Regions from separate parts of the Homo sapiens genome. Here region 1 is linked to region 2. The links are chromatin contacts, found by Hi-C or POLR2A ChIA-PET in ENCODE. All regions are on one chromosome and are shown on one strand. The core of a region is the stretch at or near the end of the contact, and the rest is flanking DNA. Distances in the headings are between cores, read along the strand shown.

Region 1 (5,004 bases), core at 1,970-4,469, 390 kb before region 2:
AACTAAAAGGCTGGTCAGGCCCAGTGGCTCATGCCTGTAATCCTAGCACTATGGGAGGCCAAGGTGGGCAGATTGCCTAAGCTCAGGAGTTTGAAACCAGCCTGGGCAATATGGGAACACCCCATCTCTACAAAAAAACACACAAAAATTGGCTGGGCGTGGTGGTTGCATGCCTGTAGTTCCAGCTACTTTTGGGGGCTGATTCAGGAGAATCTCTTGAGCCCAGGAGGTGGAGGTTGCAGTGATCTGAGATTGTGCCACTGCACTACTGCCTGAGTGACAAAGTGAGACCTGTCTCAAAAAAAAAAAAAAAAAAAAAAAGTAAAAAAAGTGGTGGTGCTCGCCTGTAATCCCAGCATTTAGGAAGGCTGAGGTGGGAGGATCACTTGAGCCCAGGAGTTCAAGGCTGCAGTGAGCTGTGATTGGGCCATTGTGCTCCAGCCTGAGCAACAGAGCTCAACCCTGTCTCAAAATAAATAAATAAATAATAAATTTTTAAAAGTAAAAAGTGAAAGATACAGCCCTGGACATTTGATCGTAACTTCAAGCGTATCAGTGTCTTCATCCAGCATTTGCCTGGATACACAGCCAAGCAAAGCTTTTTCTTCACACCTGGGTCTGCTCACCTGGAGGGGAGTGCTTTCAGCATAGATCCTTAATGCTGCGTCGTCTGTAGGGTCCGCAATGATTCTACACTAGATCTTCGACAGGCCTTTTCTTGTTATCTGGCTCCTGCAGACCTCCCGACACCCGCCTCTTGCTACCCCTACTCCAGAGACATTGACTTTCCCTCCAGAAACATGCCAGGCTCATTTCATTTCCGCCTCAGGCCCTTTGCACAAGCTGTTGCCCCTGCCTAGAAGGCTCTATCTTACATCTTTATGTGGCTGGATTCTTCTGTCATTCGGATCATACTTTGAGCGACGGAGAGATACCTCTGCCTTTCGTCTAAAGTAACTGTACCCTGCAAGATCTAGCTATTTGCCAGTCTGCCTTTCATCTCTAGAATGTAGTGGAGCAGGAACTGAAAGGGTCTTGTTTGCTGCTCCGGCATCCAGAGCAGAGCATGTATTGGGTGCTCAATAAATATCAGCAAATGATGAACAAATGTTGAGAGGAGAGAGGGATAAAGATGTTTGAGAATGGCTCATCGCATGTGATACGCCATGTGATCTGCCTATATTTGTCATCAAAGCCTTTGAGTCAGAGTTGTGCTTCTTTTAGGTGTATCACTGTGCAAAAATCAAGTTTTATCCAAGTTACATTTTATTTAGAATTTTTGTAATCTAGAAAGCTACTGATCTCCATAGATGTTGGAGTGCAAACAGTTTCTCCAAATTCTTATGATCTGCACTTGAGATTAATTAGGATTCTTTTGTTTACCTGCTGGGAAGCCCAAGATTATATGAATTTCTTTTAAAATTTTAAAATTATTTTTTACAGAGACTGGGTCTCCCTATGTGGTCCAGGCTGGTCTCAAACTCCTGGGCTCAAGCGATCCCCCTGCCTCAGCCTCCCAAAGTGCTGGGATTACAGGTGTGTGCCACCGTGCCTGGCCTTATGTAAATTCTAAAAACCTAAATATCCTTCTTTACAGATTCCTAAGCCATTGATCCCCAGCTGTCCCACCTCTCTAGGGTTTCTCCTGCAGCTTTCTTGCCCTCTTCACCTTCCATGTCCAGGAGCCTCAAGTTTGCCACCATTACAGGAGTCTTTAAAAACGTAGATATCGGCCGCAGTGGCTCACACCGGTAATCCCAGCACTTTGGGAAGCCGAGGCGGGTGGATCACCCGAGGTCAAGAGTTTGAGACCAGCCTGGGCCGGGTGTGGTGGTTCACACCTGTAATCCCAGCACTTTGGGAGGCCGTGGTGGATGGATCATGAGGTCAGGAGATCGAGACCATCCTGGCTAACACAGTGAAACTCCGTCTCTACTAAATATACAAAAAAAATTAGCAGGGCATGGTGGCAGTTGCCTGTAGTCCCAGCTACTCGGGAGGCTGAGGCAGGAGAATGGCGTGAACCTGGGAGGCGGAGCTTGCAGTGAGCCAAGATCACACCACTGCACTCCAGCCTGGGCAACAGAGCAAGACTCTGTCTCAAAAAAAAAAAAAGAGTTTGAGACCAGCCTGGCCAACATGGTGAAACCCTGTCTCTACTAAAAATACAAAAATTAGCTGGGCGTGGTGTTGGTCACCTGTAATCCCAGCTACTCGGGAGGCTGAGGCAGGAGAATCACGTGAACCTGGGAGGCAGAGGTTGCAGTGAACCATTGCACTCCAGCCTGGGCTACAGAGCAAGACTCCAACTCAAAAAAACAGCTCAATTCTGGACAGCCCCATGCCCATGCCCACCTGCACGACAGAGCACTCTCAATGGCCAGGCACTATCCTGGGGCCTTCACCTGCCCTTGCCATGTTGTCACAATTCTACAGGTGAGCATGTGGAGGCTGACTTCAGCACAGTGTCTGTCACTGGTAGACTGTGGGGCAGGGATTTGGGATTAAGCTTCTTGAGTCCCAACCGGATGCCCCTTGACCATCACTTTATGCTGCCATTACCGGGGAGGTTCAAGCGAGGACAGTGCTGAGTGTCCGAGAGTGTCCAAGCTCCTGACCCGCTCCTGCAGTGGGAAGCCCTGGTTGGGCCCCAGTGTCTCCTGACAGCTACCCTCTGGGCCTCCTGGCCTGCCTGGATCCCGCTTCTTAGAACAAAGGTGAGACTGGCCACCTGCTTGTTTGTACTCGGGACAAACTGTGTACACGGCCTGGTCCATAAAACCCCCTGAGCTCCCTGCTGTTTACCTGTCCTGTCTCCCCAGGAGGCTAATGGGAGGCGAGCTGGTCTCTGTCCTGGAGCTGCCCCTGCCCTGGCCATGCCCTGGCCGCATTTCTGGATCAATGGCCACTGACCAGAGGCCTGACTGTGCCACTGACCTACACGTTGGTGCCACTTCCCTGAGGGGCTCATATGTGGACGTTTCATGGAAGGGATAGCCCCTCCACTTTTTTGATGAAGTTGAATTTAAACAGGATGAAACTTTGGCCCTTGTCACTTTTTTTTTTTTTTTTAATGTTTTTAATTAAATTGCCTGGGTCACTGACACCCTGGAGAGACTAGGAAATGCAGCGTTGCAGTTTGTTAATGATACACCATCTGTTTGTTCGCACTGTGTGGTCACGTGATCTTTGCTCTGCAGAACATCCTGTCTCACTGGCCTAAACCAGTTTACGGCTGAAATGCTTAGGATGAATGCCAGAAAATCTCTCTCTTTTTCTTTGTCTCTCTCTCTCTTCCCTCTCCTTTTTCCCTCCCTCTCCCTTTCTTTCCCTTACCCATTTTAAGATCGGCTATTAACCCCAAACTTGTTGGCAGAATTTGTATTAACTATTTATGACACTTCATCACCCGGTTCCATTGCAGTATTGTAGCCTGACTTCTGAGCCAGTAAGGTGGCCATAGCTCAGACAAATGGGGGAAATTTCAGGGTCGGGGTGGGGAAAGCCCATGACAGCTGGCCTTTGAGGGCAGCATCACCCAGCCACAGCTCAAGGGGAAGCGTGGACCCCCCAGGGCAGTGGAGGGTGAAACCAGGGAGCCCCTTCTGACCCATCACCAATGGTCTCATTGTGACTCATTTTCTTTACCCCTACAATTCATGATCATTGACTCATCTCACATGATAATTAGATTAAATCCATGAAGAGTGCTGCATCCTAGGTATTTTGTTGTTGCTGTTGTTGCGGCCCAGGCTGGAGTGCAGTGGCGCGATCTTGGCTAGCTGCAAACTTCACCTCCCAGGTTCAAGTGATGCTCCTGCCCTAGCCTCCTGAGTAGCTAGTATTACAGACACCTGCTACCATGTCCAGCTAATTTTTGTATTTTTAGTAGAGGTGGGGTTTTACCATGTTGGCCAGGCTGGTGTCAAACTCTTGACCTCAAGTGATCCCCCTGCCTCGGCCTCCCAAAGTGCTGGGATTACAGGCATGAGCCACCATGCCCGGCCCATCCTAGGTTTTTCTTGTTTTTTATTTTTTTGAGACGGAGTTTTACTCTTATTGGCCGGGCTGGAGTGCAGTGGTGTGATCTTGGCTCACTGCAACCTCTGCCTCCCAGGTTCAAGTGATTCTCCCCACTCAGCCTCCCAAATAGCTGGGATTACAGGCATGTGCCACCACACCCGGCTCATTTTTGTTTTTGTTTTTGTTTGAGATGGAGTCTCACTCTGTTGCCCAGGGTGGAGTACAGTGGGGCCATCTCGGCTCACTGCAACCTCCGCCTCCCAGATTGAAGCAATTCTCCTGCCTCAGCCTCCCAAGTAGCTGGGATTACAGGCGTGCACCACCATATCCAGCTAATTTTTAGTAGAGACGGGGTTTCACCATGTTGGTCAGGCTGGTCTCAAACTCCTGAGCTCTTGATCCGCCCGCCTTGGCCTCCCAAAGTGCTGGGATTACAGGCGTGAGCCACTGTGCCCGGTATAATTTTTGTATTTTTAGTAGAGACAGGGTTTCTCCACGTTGGTCAGGCTGGTCTTGAGCTCCTGACCTCGTGATCTGCCTGCCTCGGCCTCCCAAAATGCTGGGATTACAGGCATGAGCCACTGCGCCCAGCCCATCCTAGGTATTTTTAAGAGCTGTAAGTTTTATTCGTTTTCAAGAAAACTGGGCCTCAAAAGGAAAAATAACAGAGGCCCAGATGCTGACCCTCTGGTGGAAAATGCCATGGCTCGTTGAACCCCTTTCTCACAATGGAAACTGGAATCCATGTGGCAGAAGATGGATGGCTGCGAAAGATGATTTAGACAATGTTCAGGAGTCCAGCAGCTCCAAGGTATTGCAGTGCCCACAGACACTCACGGTGTAGCTTGACTCTGCTACACCTCAGTCATGTCCTCAGTCATTCCTTCATGAATAAGGTGACCAGTCACCACAGGAAGGGCATGTCCTGTGAGTGGCCTTCTGAAGGGACAGGATGTGACTGGAGCCACAGAGGAGGTTGTG
Region 2 (4,730 bases), core at 1,682-4,181:
AACTTGAAGTAGTAGGTATTGGAACTAAGAATGATATAAATAGAAATTAACAATTCGGAGATTAGAATAAGGTGCAGGAAATTACTCTGCAGTGTAATTTTTGTTTTCTCTTAATTCAAGAGAGCTTGGGAATGCTAAGGAGCTAGAAGCACCTCATAACCAAAGTCACTGAGCTGCACAGCACACAGAACGGGCTGCTTCTGCTTTTAGATGTTTTCTCTGGCAAGGGCGGAGAAGCTACACCATGCCTCTTTAGCAGTTCCTCCTTTGCTTCTCTCAAATTGTGGTTGCTGAAACGTTGTTATCCTTCTTAAAAGCCTACATCTAGAGCAGGCCCTTAGGAAAAGTCACCCAGGTTGATATGGCAAAATGCATGAATTCTTACTGTGTTTTTGGAAGTGTGTTCTGAAGCGATAGTGGCCAGCTCCTCAAGACTGTACATGCTCACATCTGCCTGAGGTGCTCCATTCTGACTGAGAATCTGGAAAAACTCACTGTTTGCTAAGAAACACAGGGAGATAAACAGGTAGTCCAGTGACAACAGTATCTTTAGGAAACCATTTCATCACTATCAAGCTGGATTATTTTTTTCGGATGAGAACACCTCAGTGCATTTTTCTCAAAAACAGATCATTTTCTGCTTTTACCTAAAATACTGATAGTTGTGCAAACTTAAGATTTGATTTTATGAATTCTGCATGTTCTGGATCACAGGAAGCAAGATACATTTAAGGTACTAACTAAAAATTTCAGATGCATACACAATTTTTTTGCGGGGGGAGCAGAAACAGTACTCTGTCATTCAGGAACATATCATATATGAAGCACTGAGGTTTGTGCTAAAGAGAATATGGCTTTAATGAAATCCCTGGAAATGTCAGAGAGAAAAAGTGTTTACAATGGTTCATTTTTAGTTTGGTAAATTCCTGATATATCATTACTGCATTTTTATCATTATTATTTTTTAGAGACAGAGTCTCGCTCTGTCACCCAGGCGGGAGTGCAGTGGCGTGATCTCGGCTCACTGCAAGCTCCGCCTCCCGGGTTCACGCCGTTCTCCTGTCTCAGCCTCCCGAATAGCTGGACTACAGGCGCCCGCCACCACACCCGGCTAATTTTTTGTATTTTTAGTAGAGACGGGGTTTCACCGTATTAGCCAGGATGGTCTCGATCTCCTGACCTCGTGATCTGCCCGCCTCGGCCTCCCAAAGTGCTGGGATTACAGGCGTGAGGCACCGCGCCCAGCCTCATTACTGCATTTTGAAAGTATGTGTACGGCATGTAAAGGTAACTATTTCGTGGAATGCATTTTTTTCCCATAACTTCCATAGAAGACAATATTTCTTTAAAAGGTCAGCCTTCAAAATGTGCTTATGCTAAACTCTACTCTCTTGCAACACATGAGCAAAACATTGCATAGGTATTATACACTATTATACAGATAAAGTTTTCCTGGTCTTTCACATGTGAACAATTAAGACACGAATGGAATCGGTGTAGATTTGCTCATCTTCCACAAAGCACCAGAAAAAGCTCAAATTATTTGTCTGACTGAGACCCCACTGACCACTCCTCTGGCTGCTTGTATGAGTCCTGGTGCATTCGTAGGATGAAATTTCTCTCCGGCTTGTTTACCTTGAACGCTGTGGACACAGCGGAGAGCATAGTTGAGGGCATCTAGAGTGCTTGGTTTATTGCGTCTCTCCGAGGGGAAGTATTTTTTCATTTCTTGGACAACCATGATAAGTTCTTCAGAAACTCTGTTTCGATCTTGCTGTTCACTGGAAGATAAAAAAAAATTACAACTTCATCCTCTGAAGACAACAGCATCTTGCGGCTTAGGGAACACAAACTGCAAGCCAGGTAAGTTTCTAAGTGCTCTACCGGCATCAGTCCACAGGGTGGTGACCCCTCTTCCTCTAGGTGGGGAACTCGAGGCAAAGCAACTGGTGAATGACAAACATTCTCCACTTACTTTCCCTTAATCCACTTGAGCCCCAACTCAGCTAACTTTTGTAACCACTTTTCCCTCCTGATACTCTTCGGTAATTTTCTTCAGTGTCACGGATCACTTCATCCTACATTGCCCGAGTCTCCCCTTTACACTTTCCCCTGGGCTTGAAAACAAAAGAATAAAAAGATTTAGGTCCCCCTTTCCCTGCTCCAGGGAAGGACAACGAACGCATGGGGCCCTCGGCCTGAAGCCAGCGCGTCACCTGTGGCTGCTGTCCGCCAATTTCCTCTGCAGATGGAACTCGGGGCTCCACCGCTCCCCCGATTCTTCGCCCAGGGCCTCGTCCTTAGCCCCCCGTCTCCCGGGGCCAGGAGCTTCCCCGCGGGGCATCTCGAGGTCTCCGCGGGGCTCCACGTCGTGCTGGGACGGCCCGCAGCCTGCTTCTCGCTCACTTTGCAGTCAGTGACAGACACCGGTTTCTCACTCCGGTCCCCGCCATGGCGTTAGTGAGAACAGGCGGCCACCACGAGCCAGGGGGTCACGCTCATCTCCGAGGAGCTTTTCCCTCCAACATTTTCAAAACCCGGAGCTCGCTCGACTTTCAGGACTCCGGCCTAGGGGGAGGAGACAAGGGTGACAAGGGACAAATGGAACAGACAGTCCGACGCCAGCGGCCCGGCTGGCTGGGGCGCCCCGACCGCGCGGTCCTCACCCCTGCCCCAACTTTCCCGCGCGCCGAGGGATGGGGCCCGGGGAGGCGGGTGGCTCGGAAGCGCCACGCTCCGGGGGCCCCCAGTACCGAGGGCAGGGCTCGCGGGGCTCCTCTGCCGCGCGCGAGTGCCCAGAACTCCCGCCCGGCCGCCCAGAACTCCCGCCCGGCCGCGCACTCACCTGCTGCCCCCGCCCTTGGCCCCGCGCACAGCCGCTCGCCCCCGGGGCCGCCCTCGCGCAGTCTCGAGGCTCGCCGCGTGCCGGTCAGCAGCCGGCGCCGCGCCCCCTGCCGCCGCGTGACCGGTCCCGCCCCCGGGCCGTGCGATTGGTCGTCGGGGCCGACTCCGCAGGCCTCCATTGGCCCTGGGGCGGGGCGCGAGCCGGTGCGCCCGGGTTATATAAGCCAGGGCGAGGGGGCGGGGCCCCCGGGGCGCGTTACATAACGCGCGGGCTCGGGCGGAGGCCGGCGCTCGGCCAATCCCAGCAGGCCGGCGGGCGGGCAGGGGACGGGGTGGCCCTCAGCGGCCTCAGGCCTGTGCCGCGCGACTGGAGTGTCCGGCCCCCTGGCACGGCGCCGGGGCGGAGCCGCTGAAGCCAGCGCAGAAATGATAGGGCCAGGAAGCTGCCAGCCACGTGGGGGCGGGACCCGGGCTCTGTGGGGCGGGGCGGGTCCGGCCCAACCTCCACGTGAGAGGCGGGCGGGGAAGGAGAGGGGAGTGAGAGGCGGGGGCAGAGAGGGGCGAGAGGCGGAGTCGGGGGGCTTGAGTCGGGGTCAGGGGGAGGCTGGAAATGGGGACGGATGGGGGCGAGAGGCGGGGACGGGGGGGCGGATGGGAGCGGGGGTGCCGAGAGACGTGGGGAGCGAGAGGCAGGGGCGGGGGGGCGACGGTGTCGAGGGCGGGGGCATTAGAGGGAGGGAGAGGCGGGGACTGGGGGCGAGCAGGGGCGGCTCAGGCCAGCGCTCTGGGGTCGAGTCCTGGAGTTTGTAGGTGGCTCCCGGCTGCCCGAGCGGGTGTGGGGAGGAGCCCAGGGTGGGGCGGGCTGCCGGCAGCGGTCCTCATCGTGCTTTGGCCGTCTTTCTGGGTTCCCACGGTTTTCACCGCCCGTGACCTACCGAGCCCACCCCAACCGCCCCCATCCTCCGCTAACTCTTTCGGTGAGTGGGGTGGACTTGGAGGAACCGGGCCATAAAGCAGCCCTGGTAAAAAGCCCACCCGATTTTTAGAAACAGATTTTTTATTTTTTGAGACAGGGTTTTGCTCTGTTGTCCAGGCTGGATGGAGTGCAGTGGCGCGATTTTGGCTCACTGCAACCTCCGTCTTCTGGGCTCAAGCCAGTTTCCTGCTTCAGCCTCCCGAGTAGCTGGAACTACAGGTGCAGCCACCACACCTGGCTAATTTTTGTGTTTTTGGTAAAGATGGTCTGTGTTAGCCAGGCTGTTCTCAAACTCCTAAGCCCCAGTGATCTGCTGGCCTCGGTCTCCCAAAATGTTGGGATTACTGGCGTGAGCCACTGCACCGGCCCAGAAACAGAATTTTGACGGTGGAACTTAAAACACTTCCCTGCACTTCCTAAAATTAGATTCATTTGGCAACTGGAGGAAGACAAACGTAAAAGACACTCTGTTTCAGAAAAGAAGTTGTAGAGCCCTTTAAAAAAAATGTCTGAAAGCTCAGTTTAGTATCTCAACATGTTAGAAATGAAAGGTACAGTGCAGAGTGCCGCCCCTCTTCGCTGCCTGGTACAGAAAAAATATTCAGTATTTGTTGGATGGATGAAATTGTATGTAAAGGAAGAGGGGAAAAGTGAGGTGAGTGTTCATGTTAGGTATTGAATAAACCACCTTATATCTTCCAAGCGATACTCTAGGTTGGCTTGCTCTCCTCCGAAGCTGGGTTTTGTCAAACTGCATTCGTTCAGCAAGCATTTATTGCGTGCAGATCTGGGTAGGGACGCTTGGAATCCCAGCGGATAGAACAGTGGCCCAAAGTCCCTGCCACCCAGGGAGTTGACGTTTTATTGAGAAAGCCATACAAACAACCCCATAAACAAGTTCATAAAGCCT

Evidence for each region. Hi-C counts contacts between places; a loop is a spot of excess contacts on that map. ChIA-PET counts read pairs that join two places held with the same protein, here RNA polymerase II (POLR2A). Pooled maps may share reads with other maps.
Region 1: a pooled map shows a loop between it and region 2 (5-fold over the local background). The contact joins the enhancer-like site here to the promoter of PER3 in region 2. A Hi-C loop is called at or near these places in 5 of 50 pooled maps. POLR2A ChIA-PET finds 5 or more read pairs at or near these places in 2 of 52 experiments (BJ and activated T-cell).

What each region holds. Positions count from the first base shown.
Region 1 is chr1:8,168,111-8,173,114 of GRCh38, reverse strand. No RefSeq gene overlaps it. Among named protein-coding and RNA genes, the nearest start is that of LINC01714, 38 kb to the left of the region's middle. RefSeq lists an enhancer at 1-59. Within about 2 kb of position 3,219, at least 26 of the 41 ENCODE cell types and tissues checked have a DNase peak (open chromatin) inside an H3K27ac peak, as active enhancers do.
Region 2 is chr1:7,782,492-7,787,221 of GRCh38, reverse strand. PER3 (period circadian regulator 3) reads right to left here and starts at 2,931. Exons shown (of 22, transcript NM_001377275.1): 1 at 2,846-2,931; 2 at 2,217-2,568; 3 at 1,636-1,781; 4 at 386-501. The coding sequence starts at 2,344. RefSeq lists a silencer at 2,856-3,465.